Linked DNA regions of Homo sapiens: region 1 is linked to region 2. Evidence: chromatin loops called from intact Hi-C (ENCODE). Cell type or tissue: PC-3. All regions are shown on one strand.

Region 1 (2,500 bases), 80 kb before region 2:
GTGCATGGTTGAATTTGGGAACCATTCACTGAGAAGCAGAAGATGGAAGAAGGGGTTGGATGACAGGGCTTGAACGAGTTCAGTTATGACGTGTTAAAGTGAGATACCTATTAGATACTGAGCAGGAGAGGTTGAGTAGACAGTTTGATGTCAAGGAATTCAGTGGAGGGTTCAAGGCTGGAGATAATAATCTGGGAATTTATTCATATACAGGCTATCTAAAGCCATGGGATTAGACAAGGTCATGTGAGATGTGAGCTTAGATAAAAGAAGATAATGTACAAGGATTGAATCCTGAGATATGATAACACTTAGAGTTAGGGAGAAGAGGTGAGTCCCACATCAAAGACAGGAGAGGAAGTAAACCAGGAGGATGGCACCAGAGAAACTAAAGGAGAAAAAAGTTTTAAGAAGATCAGAGCAGCTTTTAAAAGTGAAAAGTTGAAAAGTGTGTAATTGCGCTATGGTTATAAAAGATGGTATTATTAGAGGAAGCTATGTGAAAGTACTTAGGAGCCCTCTGAACTATTTTTGCAACTTCCGTGAGTCTAAAAGTATTTCAAAGCAGACATTTAAAAAAATAGTTAAAAGTAGTTTTAAGAAAAGGAGCAAACAAATGCTGCTGAGAAGTCAGTGAAGAAGAGGACTTGGAGTTGAGTGTTTAATTTGGCAACATGGAGCTCATTCATTAATGACCTTGCTAAGAGCAATTTCATGGAGTAGTGAGAACAAAAGTTTGAAATGAGTGTTTTCGAGAGAATGGGAAATGAGCATGTCAAGATAGTGAGTATAGACCATTTTTTGGAAGATTTTTACTATGAGAGAGAACAAAGAAATATGCAGTATGTGGAGGTGCACATAGGGCCAGGGAGCATTTTAAAACATAGTTAAAAGTTGAAATTCCAGTTGCTTAAGTCTGTATATTTCACTAACCACTTTTTTTATTGTAATCTACTAAATCATTTAATTCTATATTAGCTGATAATGGAATTTTCTTTTGCCATTCATGAGTTTTCTTCTATCCCCTCTAAATTATAATTTAATTAGTTTCTATAAACTTAATTCCTTGGGTTTTATCCTGTTATCTATCACTTTTGACCTAGTTTGCATCATTCAAAGTACTCGTCTGACGCTATCTTCCATGAGCTATTTTCTGTCCAGGGAAATATACAACTAACTCTTCTCAACAATTTTAGAACTCCAAGAACATTCTCACCTTTGCATAGACACGAGATTCAGATTTGTGTGCTTTTGCATGTGTTTAGCAGTTAATCAACAAAGTTCCTTTAGGAGCCATTGTGGAAGGAATATGCTCTGGGTGTTGTGAGGTTACAGAGGGATGGAGCATTTGAAGGGCCGTGTGCATTTCATGACTAAAGAAGCCTGAGCACTCTGGCTAGCTGTGGTTATGGCTCAGCTTAATGGGCTGACTCATTTCTGTGGCTGCTTTATAATTTTGTATCTCAAAGGGCCACCGTTCCTAAATACCTCCTGTCTCCTTCAGCATCTCCTGCCAACACTTGTAACTAAAATCAAATAGTCACGGCAAAGCCATGCTTTTTAACTGACAGTGCACACACCAATTATCTAAGTGTAGAGCAGGAAGATACACAGAGACTTCCCCCCCTCTCAATTGCTGGTCAGAAAGATCCAGCAACAACAAAAGACAAAGCATCTTGTTTCACAAAGCACATTAAATAGAGCAAACAGGCCTCTAACCCAATGGTTTAATTACAGTATAGGGCATTGTGGCAAACCATGCTTAGCCTTTCAAACCACTTGTGTGTTTCTCAATAAAAAGGAAAGCTCACCCAAAACCCTCACAAAGCTTCTCACACCCTGAGAAAGCAATGGTGTCAGAGAACACTATTCTGTTGGTTTTCGTCTTCAGTTCCCAAACTATCTCAACTTAGGAGCGTTAACTCAAACATGAGGAATTCATATATGGTTTTTTTCCTCTGTCTTCTAGCCAGTCTGACTGTCTGTCCTAACTTCATGCATCCCACTCCCTCCACTTTATTTAGAGTTTTTTGTGCAGGGAGCTTTAGGTAGAAGTTTTTGAACTAATCATCTCATCAGTTCAAGCCTCATTAACATCATCAGTCCAATCAAGGCCTCTATAAGTCATGATTTATATTTCTTTTTTTTTTTCTTTTTTTTTTTTTTTGAGACGGAGTCTCGCTCTGTCGCCCAGGCTGGAGTGCAGTGGCGGGATCTCGGCTCACTGCAAGCTCCGCCTCCCGGGTTCACGCCATTCTCCTGCCTCAGCCTCCCAAGTAGCTGGGACTACAGGCGCCCGCCACTACGCCCCGCTAATTTTTTTGTATTTTTAGTAGAGACGGGGTTTCACCGTTTTAGCCGGGATGGTCTCGATCTCCTGACCTCGTGATCCGCCCGCCTCGGCCTCGCAAAGTGCCGGGATTACAGGCGTGAGCCACCGCGCCCGGCCCATGATTTATATTTCTTTTTCCCCCTCCACAAGCAGTCACTCTAGAGTACT
Region 2 (2,500 bases):
GGAATTCCTTTAAAAAGGAGATCCTGCCATTTGCAACATGTGTGAAACTGGAAGACATTATACTAAGTGAAAGAAACCAGACATAGAAAAATATGGCATAATCTTTCTTACATGTAGAATCTTAAAAAATAAAAAAAGTCAAATACATAGAAGACAGAATAGAACAGTGATTACTAGAGGTGGCAAGGGTTGTGGGAAAGGGGGTGGAATGGGGAGATGTTGGTCAGAGGGTATGAAGTTGCAGTTACATGAGGAAGTCTAGAGATCAAATGTACAGCATGAGGACTATAGCTAATAATATTGCATTGTATACTGAAAATTTGCTAAAAGAGTAGATTTTAGGTGCTTTTACCACACACACACATACACAAGTAATATGTGAGGTGATAGACATGTTAATTGGCTCGACTTGTAGTTATCATTCCAGTTTATATGTATATCAAAATATATAGAGGCCGGGCACGGTGGCTCACATCTGTAATCCCAGCACTTTGGGAGGCGGAGAAGGGTGGATCACTTGAGGTCAGGAGTTCAACACCAGCCTGACCAACATGGAGAAACCCTGTCTCTACTAAAAATACAAAATTAGCCAGGGTGGTGGCGCATCCCTGTAATTCCAGCTACTTGGGAGGCTGAGGCAGGAGAATCGCTTGAACCTGGGAGGCGGAGGTTGCAGTGAGCCGAGATGGCACCATTGCACTCCAGCCTGGGCAAAAAGAGCGAAACTCCATCTCAAAAAAAAAAAAAAAAAATATATATATATATATATATATATATATATATATATATATATATATGTATGTATATACAGGTTGTATATCTTAAATATACACAATAATATTTTTCAAGTGTATTCCTGATCTACACACTGCCAATTATAGTGCAATGGCCACCTGGGAACTTAATGAGTCTTATATGATGCTCATAATCCACTTTCCTACACACAAAAAATTCATTCTCATAAGTCTTTATCCTAGAGGGACTTCCTGTTTCCACGTTGGAATTTTAATTGCACGTGCCATCCAGATGGCAAAAGGCAGAATGTCCTAGAAGTGTTTGATAGATTTACTTTAAATGTGATTTTAAGTGTGTGGTATTCAATGTCCCCTACGCACATTCTAATTCATAGTCTGTTGAATTGGAAGTTGCCCTAACCACATTCCACTGAGTACCCGTCACATACAACAAACTCATACTAAATCCAGCTTTGTTAAACTGTTATTCAATGGGCATTTCAATCACAGACATAGTAAAGTATCCTAGTTCTCAGCTGAGAACCACAGTCAGTTATAACATCCTGGGAAAATAGTCAATTTCATCTGTGATTCATGTTGGAATAATGCAGTGCTTTCTAGTAAGAGATTCCTTGGAGCTGTGTCTACAGTTTAACAGCAGACAAGTTTTACAAGAACAATTTGCTAAACAAAAAGTCCCCTCATAACTTTTGGAAACTGAGTTTGCACAAGTATATTTGAATAGCATAGGCATTACTGAAAGGTGGCCAAATGTAGTGCAGTAATCTCATATCAATTTCCAGTTCTTGAATAACAATATTCAAAGTTGAGGTTGAGATTCCGCTGCTTTCAAATGTAGTTTTTTTGTTCTGAGTTGATCTATCTTCCTCCCTGCAGTTTATCACATTTCACATCCTGAGAATGGAACCACTGATCTCCACTGACATTTTTAATGATATTGGTAGTTTTTGAGATGCTTTATGTCTCATGACTAAGCAGCAGACTTAAATATACAGGCATTGTGGACCAGATTTCCTGTCTTCCCCTGAGATGCTGTGAAAGTTGAGGCAAATGATATGCTACACCCATACCTCAATGTTCCCATCTGTGAAATAGAGGAACAGTACTGATCTACAACACAGGGCCTTTCTCTATCTTTAGGAAGAAAATGTTTACCAGTAGAAAGTGATACTATATTATTAAATCAAAATATTTTATGTTGGGGGTGAAATATTTGTGGAGTCAGTTCTAGCATTTTTGGCACTTTCATTTAGGAGAAAAGTCTTTATTTTAATATAAAAATGTATCATTTAAAAATTCATAGAAAAGAAAAGCATGCTTTTTGCGGTATTGAAGTAACACATAACTGTCAGGATTAGGAATCTATCTATCTATAGAAAATGGCTAACTTTGGAGACATTTCCAAGAGTATTTGTACCTCACATCATTAACACTGTCTCATATGACACTAGCAATTCTGGTTCCTGCAAAACTAAGTAATGTGGAAATTAGGGCTTTGCCTTAATAGATGCTACACAGCATAGGAAATAAAACAAGGAGCAAGTTCTGTTTTCCTGTGTTCCATAATTGTATGCAAATCCCCACACTTGATATTTCATATCAAGTCTTCAAAATACACCTTTTGTGGGCCCTGGAAAGAAAGTCGATCTTTCCTAAGACACACTTAATATTCCCCAGCTGTCACCTCACCACACACATCACCACCCAAGGTGGTTGAATTTCTGTGGTGTGATATACAACATGGA

The links. Peaks named below come from ENCODE experiments on the same cell type or tissue, not always from the same donor. Only the 100,000 strongest peaks of a DNase experiment are listed, where the experiment ranks them.
Region 1: a loop joins it to region 2, with 4 times the contacts of the local background. A loop is called at or near these places in 2 of 110 quality-filtered maps.

The regions. Positions count from the first base shown.
Region 1 is chr6:105,675,204-105,677,703 of GRCh38, reverse strand. No RefSeq gene overlaps it. Among named protein-coding and RNA genes, the nearest start is that of LINC02836, 44 kb to the right of the region's middle. In PC-3, no CTCF peak of the experiment used is centred here; a DNase peak (open chromatin) is centred at 1,443; H3K27ac peaks cover 735 bases.
Region 2 is chr6:105,595,221-105,597,720 of GRCh38, reverse strand. No RefSeq gene overlaps it. Among named protein-coding and RNA genes, the nearest start is that of LINC02836, 36 kb to the left of the region's middle. In PC-3, no CTCF peak of the experiment used is centred here; a DNase peak (open chromatin) is centred at 1,280; H3K27ac peaks cover 2,348 bases.